Regions from separate parts of the Homo sapiens genome. Here region 2 is linked to region 1. A link is a contact called in ENCODE Hi-C or POLR2A ChIA-PET data. All regions are on one chromosome and are shown on one strand. Each heading gives the region's core, a stretch centred on a gene start or an enhancer-like site at or near the end of the contact. The rest is flanking DNA. Distances are from core to core; before and after follow the strand shown.

Region 1 (6,214 bases), core at 2,407-4,906:
AATAAAGCTTAGCCTAGAGGCTTTAATGCTCCTTTAAACATCAAGAAAGGCTGAAGAATTTATTGAGGAAGGGGAGTAGAAAATGTTAGCTTTAATACATCTCAAACTAGAGGCAGGAACCTTCCAATAGAGAGTAAATAATCTATCATCTGTAAGGAAACAACTAGCAAAAGGCCATCTAGCACAAAATACTCCCACCAAGTAAAATACCCACCAAAGTCTTTTACAGGGATCTTCTTGTTACGACATCATAATGAATCCTTAGCAGGAATGCCTCAATACAAAGGTGTCAAGGATGTTGCTCAGCACCACTAGGTTTGCCTAAGCAGGCACTCTAGCCATCAAAGCAGAGTGCCACAGTGTGTGTCGATGGAGAACTCCCTGCCTACAAATTAAACTTCAACATTTGTCCCACATGCCAATGAAGTAGAAGATGAGCTTTCTTGGAAGGATCATTTGCAAGAGGAAAGTGCTAACAAGCTTTCCAGTAGTGAAAGTTTTCCCTGACAGTTATAGTCCTCCTGAGGCCCTTTAGATGGACTCCAGAATCCAGTGGCCCTAGGGGTGGAAGTGAGACAGGCAGGTAGTAACAAGTCTTGCAGAGTCCCACGTTCTTTCCCATCGTGAACAAAGCTCTGTTTTTAGAGATGTTTCTCCTCTTCATCAAAGAAGTCTGTACTGGATGCTGCCTGGAAAATTCCCTTATATTGCTGAATTGACTGTAGAGGCTGAATAGCTGACAGAGCAAGAATACATCCAGCTCTTGGAGGCTAGCCATCACCTTGTGGAGCACAATGCTGAGAATACAGTAGACTTTTTTGGTTAATAAGCTTTTATTTTGAAATAATTTTAGATTTAGAGAAGGGTTACAAACAAAATACAGAGAGTTCCTGTGTACCCTTTACCTGGCTACCCTTAATGTGAACATCTTACATACCGTGGTGCATTTCTCAAAACTAAGAAATAAACTTTGGTATAAACATTGTGATATAAACCACAAACTTTATTAGAATTTAATTAGTTTGTCCTACATTAGGCTTTTAATGGCTCTGATTTTCCAATAGGAATACCTCTGAGCCAAAAGTTAAAAAGGGCCATGCGCAGTGGTTCACGCCTGTAATCCTAGCACTTTGGGAGGCTGAGGTGGGTGGATCACCTGAGGTCAGGAGTTCAAGACTAGCCTGGCCAACATGGTGAAACCCCATCCCTACTAAAAATACAAAAATTAGCCAGGAGTGGTGGCGGGTGCCTGTAATCCCAGCTACTTGGGAGGCTGAGGCAGGAGAATCACTTGAACATGGAGGGCGGAGGTTGCAGTGAGTCGAGATCGTGCCACCTCACTCCAGCCTGAGCAAAAGAATGAAACTCCATCTCAAAAAAACAACAGCAACAACAACAACACCACCACCACCACACACACACACACACACACACACACACACACACAGACACACAGAACAAAAATTAAAAGGGAGCACCTGTTTGATAAGGTCAAAAGTGAGTCAGTATTCAACCAGCCAGTCAGAAGGTCAGTTTATATAAAGAGGGTAGCCAAACACCATTTATGTTTTCTGAATGTCATAAAGGTAGGTGCTCCTTCATTCTCAATTGCTTTGATCTTTTCATTAGGCACAATAGTTCTTCCTCTAGTTAGCCTTTTTCTAGTTTGCTGTTTTCATTTCTTGACAACTCTTGACAGTCCGGTTGAGTAACAAGTGGTTTGTTAACTGTGAGAGCAAAGAGCTGATTTTACTTTGTCCTTGGTCAAGATGAAACACGTGAATTTTGCAGTATAGTCAATGCATGGAAATTGTAGCAAATAACTGGAAGAAAGTACTAGTAGAATAATTTAGCAGAAAGAACACTTAAATGCTTTTTGCTTTATCTTACTCCAAACTATTTTATTCTTTTTTTTTTTTTTTTTTTTTTTTTTGAGACGGAGTCTCGCTCTGTGGCCCAGGCGGGAGTGCAGTGGCGCAATCTCGGCTCACTGCAAGCTCCGCCTCCCGGGTTCACGCCATTCTCCTGCCTCAGCCTCCCGAGTAGCTGGGACTACAGGCGCCCACCATCACGCCCGGCTATTTTTTTTGTATTTTTAGTAGAGACGGGGTTTCACCGTGTTAGCCAGGATGGTCTCGATCTCCTGACCTCGTGATCCGCCCGCCTCGGCCTCCCAAAGTGCTGGGATTACAAGCGTGAGCCACCGCGCCCGGCCACTATTTTATTCTTAAATGAGATTAAGTTTCTACATCTAACTCTGATATTTGCCGTTCAGTTCTAAACTACACAGTTCTCCCAGCCGGGCGTGGTGGCTCATGCCTGTAATCCCAGCACTTTGGGAGGCCGAGATGTGCAGATCAACTGAGGTCAGGAGTTGGAGACCAGCCTGGCCAACATGGTGAAACCCTGTCTCTACTAAAAATTCAAAAATTAGCTGGGCCTGGTGGCGGGGACCTGTAGTCCCAGCTACTCAGGAGGCTGAGGCAGGAGAATCGCTGGAACCTGGGAGGCAGAGGTTGCAATGAGCCGAGATTGCGCCACTGCACTCCAGCCTGGGTGACAGAATGAGACTCCATCTCAAAAAATAAATAAATAAGTAAATAAACTAGACAGCTCTGCTTGACTAACACAACCACTTGGGCCAGATGAGAAACAAGACATTACAATTTTCTTTGAGGTACTTTGTTTTTTAGAGACTATCACTGTATGAGGCAACCATAGCACAAGGCTTTACATTCTTGTTGGCTTCTGTTTTTTGTTCCCTCATATGCCAATTCTCTTCTGAGTACAATTAATTTAAAGTGTTGGAGCTGTGAGCTTAATCAAGAGGATTTTTCAGAAAACACCCTAAAAACTTCTAAAAGTGATTTCCTACTATGTACTCAGAGAGCTAAGAGGGAAATTTTAGGGGTCCACCACTGGATTATTTCTGTCATAGTAGGACTTATCTTGAAATTGGTGTTCCCTGGCTTTCTTCTTGGATTTAACACTTGCCTCAAATAGACCAGAATCTTGGCTCATCAGCAATAATATTTTACATGGTACAGTGCTTCATATCTCACAGTTTTCCCATTTTTGTTCTCACTTCGTTGTTAAGCATCTGTGGTCTGATTATCACTCATCAGTGAGTGATCTGTGCTCTATGGCTTAAATAACTGAAGCTTTAGATGTGCAATTTCTCAAGGATACAGAGTTAGTAAGTGGCCAAGTTGAAATGAGACTGCTTATTTTTTTCTAGCCAAGCAAGTTTTTGGTATTAACTCAAAACCAGCCTAAGTTACATCAGCACTGCCCTTCATGTTCCGGGGAGTCTTTGTGTGCTAACTCCTCTCTAGAAATGGTCTCACATTTTAATCATATTTCAATGTCAGGGACTTTTAAATGTTGTTTGTCTTTGGCTCTGAAATCATTTGGCCAAAATTAATCTAACAGTGTGGAGCTTTCTTTGTTTAATGAAACCGAGAAAGAGGCAATAATAAAGGGCTTCTCATTGTCAGCAAAGGGTTAACTATTTTAACTCCAGTTGTTTTCACTGGAAAGGTTTTTCTGTTGTAATATAACTAGAACATCTAGTTCTGTTCTATTCTGACTACCCCTCCCTTTTCTAGACTCTTGCTCAATCAGTTACCTTTATAACTTTTCCCTAGTGTAACTTTTGTTTACATATGAGTTTGCCTTTCCAATACGGTTAGGACTCAAGTAAGCTTTTTATCCTGGGTTTCCTCATTTGCAAAGCACTAACGACCTCAGGTTTTCCTGCTTGCAGTACTGTTAGAACTTAGACCTAATGAGAGTTGGCAAATACTTCATTTTTTTAAAAACATTTGGCAAACAAATGAGGAGCACTGGAAAGGCCCTGCTTGAATGTGATATAGTAAAAATTAGCTTACATTCAGAAGGTAAAAATCTGCCTTGCTATTCATCAAGTTGGTACAATCACCGATACAAATAAAGCCAGCTGTACATTATCAGGAAGGAATATGTTTTCAGGTCACTGCAGCTGTATATGTCATAAGCACCTCCTTCTTTAACTATTGTGTTTTTACTGAGAAATGTGTTCTCCAAAATCATAGACTATCAGAAACTTAAGTGTTTAAAATTAGAAGAGTAACATTAAATCACCCACTCTTTTTTTTTTTTTTAACAATAATAACAGTAATTTATTTTGAACATGATATTATATATTTGACCCCTTACTTTTTTCTTTGGATATGTGTGTGTTGGGGGAATGACATCAAAGACCTTTTAGTTTTTTTTTTTTTTTTTTTAATGTTTTTTTTTTGTTATTATACTCTAAGTTTTAGGGTACATGTGCACATTGTGCAGGTTAGTTACATATGTATACATGTGCCATGCTGGTGCGCTGCACCCACTAACGTGTCATCTAGCATTAGGTATATCTCCCAATGCTATCCCTCCCCCCTCCCCCGACCCCACCACAGTCCCCAGAGTGTGATATTCCCCTTCCTGTGTCCATGTGATCTCATTGTTCAATTCCCACCTATGAGTGAGAATATGCGGTGTACTCAAACAAATTTACAAGAAAAAAACAAACAACCCCATCAAAAAGTGGGCGAAGGACATGAACAGACACTTCTCAAAAGAAGACATTTATGCAGCCAAAAAACACATGAAGAAATGCTCATCATCACTGGCCATCAGAGAAATGCAAATCAAAACCACTATGAGATATCATCTCACACCAGTTAGAATGGCAATCATTAAAAAGTCAGGAAACAACAGGTGCTGGAGAGGATGTGGAGAAATAGGAACACTTTTACACTGTTGGTGGGACTGTAAACTAGTTCAACCATTGTGGAAGTCAGTGTGGCGATTCCTCAGGGATCTAGAACTAGAAATACCATTTGACCCAGCCATCCCATTACTGGGTATATACCCAAAGGACTATAAATCATGCTGCTATAAAGACACATGCACACGTATGTTTATTGCGGCACTATTCACAATAGCAAAGACTTGGAACCAACCCAAATGCCCAACAATGATAGACTGGATTAAGAAAATGTGGCACATATACACCATGGAATACTATGCAGCCATAAAAAATGATGAGTTCATGTCCTTTGTAGGGACATGGATGAAATTGGAAACCATCATTCTCAGTAAACTATCGCAAGAACAAAAAACCAATCACCCACTCTTGCCTAGAGTTTCTGAGTTGCTGTGACAGAGAGAATCAGCCTGGCATTTTAACCCAGGTGCAGAAAAGTGGTTACAGAATACAGTGTTCCACATCTATCTTAACTTTGTAATCTTCAAGGACACAGGAGCTTGTGACTACTTTGCAGACTGGTTTTGATGCTGACTCCCTTACACATTGGTCTGCTTTTCCTTGAGCCCATTACTTACCTATACTGTCTTCTCTCAAACCCTCAAATAACCACCTTGTCCTTTGGGGAGAGTTGCTCTCTAACACTCCTCTGTTGTCCAGTCTTCCTTATTGCAATGGGTCAATAAACCTGACCTTGTTGAACTATAGGTTTGTCCTTGGTGGTTTTAGCCTGTTGAGCTAAGATTGGTGGTCAATAGGTTAGTTGGTTTTCCAGAAAAAAAAAAATTCATTCAGAAAGCACCAGTTTAAGAATCTTTCTCAGGGAAAGAGACCTGAGTCTGTTGGATGTTGCTGTTTCAGGTTGCTTTCTAAGTTGCCTGTCCTCCTGCACAACTGGTTTAATCTCCCAGCTATGAATGAGGAAGAAGTTCTGGCCAGGCGTGGTGGCTCACACCTGTAATCCCAGCACTTTGGGAGGCAGAGGCAGGTGGATCACTTGAGGTCAGGAGTTCGTAGACTAGCCTGGCCAACATGGTGAAACCCCATCTCTACTAAAAATAAAAAAATTAGCTGGGCATGGTGGCACACGCCTGTAGTCCCAGCTACTCAGGAGGCTGAGGCAGGAGAATTGCTTGTGCCCAAGAGGCAGAGGTTGCAGTGAGCCAAGATCACGTCACTGCACTCCAGCCTGGGTGACAGAGCGAGTCTCTGTCTCAAAAAAAAAAAAAAAGTTCTAATACATCTTGACGTAGGTTTATTTGGGAAATGGCATTCTCCAACAAACTTCTCAGTATTGGCTATAACCTGGTAAGGATCTTAAGTAACGAAATGAGTTAAACTTTGGAAGGACAGCTTCACTCACGATATAAAGCCTTTCCTTGGCCACACACTGCTAGGGCTCCATGCCTGTGACTGCTAAAA
Region 2 (6,755 bases), core at 3,766-6,265, 140 kb before region 1:
ACAAATTAAAGTGTTCCTCAAATTGGATTGGCAGTTCCTTTAGGGCTGTTATTTGAGATCACTTTGAGAAGCAAAGATGTATGTTAATGTAGAGAATAGTATTTCAGAGAAAGCTGTGGACTATTTAGGAAATCTGAACTATTGAACTTTATGGGATATAGTCATAATTTTGCATGATTTAACACCTCAAGTTATAGCTTGTTATTAATTATTTTAGTTAGATTCTGGGTTTATGCAAGAATCAGTAAGTTTAGATGTATATAGTTTTTTTTAATCATCAATATCTGATAAAAGATTAAATGATTTATCTGAAAACATTTTTAGTCAACTTGTCTTGTATACTTTTTACAGTTCCCTTCCCAAAGGGCAGTTAGTGTTGGTTATTTCTGTCAAATCTCAAGTCATGAATGAAATAATCTCTTTGATCTAATCCCAACTATGGATAAATAAGCTTTAACTTACTTTGGTGTTTTATTGAGGAAATTAAACATGCTGGCTTTGTGTTGGAAACATTTCACAGTTCTAAAGTACAAGGTCCTTTCTAGTTTCCAAAAGTTTATTACAAACACAGTGCTGGGCAATTACCACCCCTATCTTCAAGGTTTTCGTGGCTGTGGCCATCAGCAAAGAGCAGGGTGGAGGCAAGTGTCAAGATGAAAGAGATTAGAATATCACTTTCTAAGAATTGCCTAAATAACTCCATTAACACCTGGAAGGTTATTTGAGCCCTAACCTAGTTAATAATAAAGCTGAAGAAAGCCCAAAAGCATTGTACACATAAAAACTTGCACCCACAACCAATGCTCAATAAATGGTAGCTTTAATTTTTAAGACTACATCGCCAAGTTAAGAAACAGATTATTTTGGTATTCCCCAGTTTCCAAGGAAACTCTCATCTTCTGTACTTGGTCCTCTATAACCAATTATTATTATTTTATATTTGTTTTAGCCCCACTGTCCACAGAACACAACCGTTTAACATTTTCCTTTTATACTATTTATCTTAAGTAAAATCATTAAAATATTGAGTTCCACTTCCAAAAAAAAAAAAAAAAAAAGAAAGCCCAAAAACAGCAGAAGACATCACTATATCTAACTCCCAGGGCAAGAAAAATATCAATTGCTCTTCCATTCATAGTTGGATTTGTCTTAACCGACATTCTCCTGAAACCTGTACCTGAACCTCCTGCTTTTCTCTGGCATATAGAAGATGATGTCAAACTACCCAAACAACCTATATCCTCTTCTGCCCAATAGGGTTAGAGATGAAGAGGATGTGTTATTCCAACAGTCATTATGTTGTAAGCACCTGCCTTTCTCAGGGAGGCTGGTGTTCTTATATGTTACAATGAGAGAAGTGGTTATAAAATGTCTCATTAGTAACCAGCAGCACAACCTGCTTTCTAACTTCCCTGGGATGTGGGTCTGCTCCTTTTGCCTTTGTAATTTTCCTTCAATGACATGATGTGCATGAGTTCACCTTTCCCTCTGAGCAAGAGCTATGCATTTCCTAGGGGTAAAGGGGAGACCACTGGTCTCTAAAAGTCACTTGATTGCTACTGAAGCTATGTTCTTTTGTTACAGTGTGGTAGAATAAATCGCCTTTTATTTGTATAGTTTTTGAGGAGGCCAAAAGGCAGGCAAGAGGGAGGCTGTGGAACTCCTTAGCAATTCATTTGTGGGGACACCACTTCCTTCTCTGGACTCCCCAGCCCCCAACGAGTAGGACAGCTATGTGCCGGAATGAGAAGAGAGGGGAAAAGCTCTCATTTTCCCTACACAGAACCAGGCCCTGGGTCATCCGCACACTTTAGAGGTTAAGTGAAGCACCACTGGTGAAGGATAACTAGAGTGACCCACCAGAAAAACTGCCATGCCATCCAATCAAGGCCTGGCTCAATTCTGAACTGGGCCTCCTAATTGGTCAGCTGTCTTATATCTCAGGGTAACAACTAACATTTGCTATGTAGCAGATATCTGGAATGGAGAAAAGGATAAAACCGAGAAACCCCACATTTAGAATGTTTTTATAGAATAAAGCGGTTAGTTCTCATTTCAGAATGGCTGTGGACATTCTGCCTGTAGGCAGGGGTGGCTACCATACTGCCTGTCTAGCTGCTTTTTTTCACTCCATCCTCAACACGTAAGCTTTGTATGAGAGAAAGACATACATGGGTACAAGTTCAAAATGGTGTCAATTTTAGTAAAGTTTCCCAGTATTCTTGTGCTACATACGAAACATTACTGCAATATTTTAACACATGGAAACATTATATATTTTGATAGCATTATTCATCATTGCTTGAACTTAATTCCAAAGTAATATACTTTGACAGCATCCACACCAATACATCAACACAATTTGGAAAATGCAGAACACCCTGCTCTAACCTACCCCATGATGGCAGGCAGTGACCCATCTGGCTTGGTGTCATCCAAGGTTATTGAAATTGGAGCATCTTCATCTTCAATGATCATGCAGCCACAGTAATCTTAACCAGGAGAAAAATCAATGGGAGATCGAGATCAAGCTCATCAGAGACACCCATACACACATAAATATATATAAACTATTTTTTAAGAGGAAGTAAAAACTTAAACTCTTGGTCTTGGCCCCAACCCTACATGTCTTGTTAAATACACACACTGAATATATAAGGATGTCTATTCACCCACAGACAGAAAATGACCCATCTCCATCACCTTTACATAAAGGGCTTATGACCAGCCAATGCATGACAAAAATGGTAAGATAACCCTGGCTCCTAGCATACATGAGGAAAGAGAAGGGCTGCATTGGAGGGAATGACCCAATCCAGGGAAGAGGTGGGAGGAGGGAATCCGATGAGTATAACCAGAATGCTTATCAACAGTAGCCACCATATCTGGGCAGCTTTCTAAGTCCAAGATCCTGCCTCATTTAATTCTCACAACACCGTAGTGGTAGGTATTACTGTCACCACTTTACAGCTACAGACTGATGCTAGCAAGCAAGCGAAGTCCCGGAATGTGTAACTTCAACGCAGTGCTCTTTCCATGGTGCCTGTTGACCTCACTCTGCTCATAAAAAGTAAGAAGCAGGACAGATGCCAGGAGTCAGGGCAATGGTGGCCTTATGACTGATGTGATCTCCTTCTTCCCTCCCATTGCCAACAAGTGCTCTTGGGGTCATTATGTGTGGCCAAGGATATGAGGAAATTGACAGACCAAGATTTCTAATCCTTTTTCTACCAGTTTGAAAATACTTTGTTTCTGTTCAATACCTTCTGTTCAATAATCCTAAAAGACTGTGATTTCTTCATATAATACAGTTTAAACATGAATAATAGCAGCCTACCCTTCTTCTTCCAGAAGGCCTCCTTGTAATACATCATGCACTTAATGACAGCTCCCATTGGAAGCCGCTGAATTAACTGGTTTCTCTCTGCTGGAAGCTCTGGTCTGAAGTGAATCTTGGCAGTCAAGGTCGGAGGGATCGCATTAATTACGTATTTGCACTAAAACACACACAAGCAAAATATTACCTCAAATGTGAGCTGCAGTCTTTGTGGCAGGCGTGAAAAATCATCTTTATCACTTCTAAACAACATTGAGCAGTAAAAACATACAAAATGAGAAAATGAGGCAACTGTGAGGCAACAAAACAGATCAAGGTAGGTCAACCAAGGCTGGTAATTTGGAAGACTGAGGCGGAAACATGTCAGCATTAATTATGCTACTGCTTGAATTATATCTGGTTAGAAACTGCAAAAGACACAAGGCCTATTTACTATATGCTCCTTTTGACTAAACTGAGTTACCTCATAATGTTCATGGTTCAGCGTCTCTATGATGATGTTGTCACTTGACTGGTCAACGTGAGTGACAGGATGGTTCAGCTTCACTTGGTCTCCGAGGAGGTCCATTATCCGTTCGCTCACTTGACCAGATCCACCTACAAACTTCCGTTCCTACAGGAGGAGGTAGGTAAGAAAGGAAACATTATGAAAGCCCAAGGAAGGAAAATCCTACTGGCTACTGATTAGAAAACCTCCAGAAAGTCACAGGCCACACCTCTAACGTCTGCACACTTAACTGTCAGAAGACTTCATTAGGACAGAGGCAGAGTTGACCAAGACAATTCAATGATCATTCCCTGCACAGCTTCTGGCAAAGAAAAGCCATTACAAGTTTATAAAAATCACAGAACCCGAAGAAATGTTCCACTATGCCAATGCTGCCCTGACCAAGGGGAATATCAGCAAGTCTGTGGGCTTCAAATGTCAAAGAGTGCAGGGTGTGGAGGGAGCCCTGAGAAGGGGCAGGCACAGGGCTTATTCCAGAGGATGAAGTTTCTAATTTCCTTTGATTCCTGTGTTCTGGGCTGAGGTTGTCCAGGCAGGTAAGGATGCAGATAGAGCCATATTATAGACAAAGTTACAGGGTGCTTTTAGGGATAGTCACGTCCTACTAGTCCTACTAGTCACCACCAAATGATGTTCTAAGAATGGGAAGAAGGGCCGGGTGCTGTGGCTGTACTAAAATTACAAAAATTAGCCAGGCGTGGTGGCACGTGCCTGTAATCCCAGCTATTCGGGAGGCTGAGGCAGGAGAACCACTTGAACCCAGGAGGCGGAGGTTGCAGTGAGCCGAGATTGCACCACTGCACTCCAGCGTGGGCAACAGAGCTAGACTCCGTCTCAAAAAAAAAAAAAAAAAAAAAAGATTCGGAATATCAGATCTTGAGTAACTTTTTGCAAAACTATCTGGAAGCTTCAAGGCAGAGGCAGAGGGTGAAGGCTAAGCATCTGCTTGCTCCTTTAGATATTGTTAAATAGTTCTCTTGAGCGGCCCTTATAAGACCAGAAGTGCTCTACCCTCTGCCTTCTGCTACGATCACCATGGAAATGTTTCCAGCTTAATCTAAGAAGGTAAGTCCTTAACACAATGCTTTTGGTAAGAACCAGAAGGATATTTTTAGCCTATTATAGAAGATTCTTTTTTTTTTTTTTTTTTTGAGACGGAGTTTCACTCTTATTGCCCAAGCTGGCATGCAATGGCGCAATCTTGGCTCACTGTAACTTCCGCCTCCTGGGTTCAAGTGATTCTCTTGCCTTGGCCTCCCGAGTAGCTGGGATTACAGGTGCGTGCCATGACACCTGGCTAATTTTTGTATTTTTAGCAGAAATGGGGTTTCATCATGTTAGCCAGGCTGGTCTCAAACTCCTGTCCTCAGGTGATCCACCCTCCTTGGCCTCCAAAAGTGCTGGGATTACAGGTGTGAGCCACCGCGCCCAGCCAGAAGATTCCTAACAGATTCCTCAATCATACTCCTCCAGAAAACTGCATAAGCAGCCACGCAGTGATTTTTGCACTTTTGTAACTGGCTACTGTTTTAATAACAACACCAAAGTTCTTTATAAAAAATATTCCTGGCTAGGCATGGTGGCTCATGCCTGTGATCTTAGCACTTTGAGAGGCTGAGGCGGAAGGACTGCTTGAGCCCAGGAGTTGGAGACCAGGCTAGGCAACAAAGCAAGACTCTGTCTCAAAAATTAAATTAAAAAAAGGAAAAAAAATTCCCAGAGTGGTTCAGACCTAAATTCATGATTTGTCTTTCCTCAAGAAACCCAGACCATTTAACTTATAATCTGGTCTGTTTTCTAAGAGGTACTTTGAGTTTTAGTGTGGTGGAAAGACCACGAACTGTTTCTGTCTTGTTCACTGTCCACCCCTCCAGGTCTAGTATTTGTTGAATTAAATTACAGGATAAGCCTAAGTTCTTTATAAAAATATTGTGACCATGGTTTGAGATTAATCATCTGAACCATATTTTCCAAAAGGTCATGTAGAATTTGGCTAGAAGTATCCTGGCTCCTCTGAATGAAGGAAACAAATATCAAATGTAAATCAAAATACCTCAGAAAGTAAAATACTGGCTAAAAGGAGTAATCTGTCATCTCTGCCTGTAGGTAAAGACATTTAAAAAATGCAACTGTCCTGCATTTGTCAAGGCTAAGGGTCAAATGGGCAATGAGTCTTGGTGTCACAAGAACTTGGGGATTTCCGGTGATCTCCTCAGGAGAAGAATAATTCACTTGGCAGAGAAAGACTCTATACCTTGTACTGTGCACTCAGAATTCAGGAACTCAGAGAACCTAAGTTAGAAGTAAACTGCTACTAATTAAACCTCATACCATCCAAGCACAACATTTATAGAACAGAGATACCCATTCTCTTTGGATAACAGAAAGGGTTGAAGCAGAGAATCTCAGAGTCTGGGGAATTAGGATTCTGGCTTCGCCATGTGTCCAGCCAATGAACGAAATGAATTCACTTATTAATAAAGGAAATGATATGGAAACTGGGCAAATTCAAGTGGGTAGCAAAAACTAAGAATCCAAAAGGCAGAATTTACTATTGCAAGAGTGGCCATAATCACTTGCGTGAATTAGAAGGAAGAACAGTCACTTCCCTTCTGTAGCAGTTAACATAAAAGAATCACTCTGATAAACAGATGGGACAGAAACCTTGTGTCTAGAACAGAGATGATTTTAAGTACAATAATTGTACAATTTCTAGAATTTTTTGGAAATTATTTTAGGAATTTAGCTTCTCCTACATAAACAGCCTAATTTTACCTGCTACCAAAAGGAAGGAACTTAATTCTCAAAACCTAATTAATTCAAAATGAAACATTCTTTATCTGTGAACTCCTTTTCAGGAGTGACAAAAGGAAATGAGAAATTTTTTTTTCAGAAAATCTTTTGAGATCA

Evidence for each region. Hi-C counts contacts between places; a loop is a spot of excess contacts on that map. ChIA-PET counts read pairs that join two places held with the same protein, here RNA polymerase II (POLR2A).
Region 2: a loop to region 1 is called in a map of endometrial microvascular endothelial cells, with 7 times the contacts of the local background. The contact joins two enhancer-like sites. A Hi-C loop is called at or near these places in 1 of 168 maps with a recorded cell type or tissue (endometrial microvascular endothelial cells). POLR2A ChIA-PET finds 5 or more read pairs at or near these places in 3 of 52 experiments (A673, MCF 10A and PC-9).

Annotation. Positions count from the first base shown.
Region 1 is chrX:43,587,338-43,593,551 of GRCh38, reverse strand. No RefSeq gene overlaps it. Among named protein-coding and RNA genes, the nearest start is that of MAOA, 66 kb to the left of the region's middle. Within about 2 kb of position 3,656, at least 3 of the 41 ENCODE cell types and tissues checked have a DNase peak (open chromatin) inside an H3K27ac peak, as active enhancers do.
Region 2 is chrX:43,728,436-43,735,190 of GRCh38, reverse strand. MAOA (monoamine oxidase A) reads right to left here. Exons shown (of 15, transcript NM_000240.4): 7 at 3,801-3,950; 8 at 3,338-3,497; 9 at 2,396-2,492. Among named protein-coding and RNA genes, the nearest start is that of MAOA, 76 kb to the right of the region's middle. Within about 2 kb of position 5,015, at least 3 of the 41 ENCODE cell types and tissues checked have a DNase peak (open chromatin) inside an H3K27ac peak, as active enhancers do.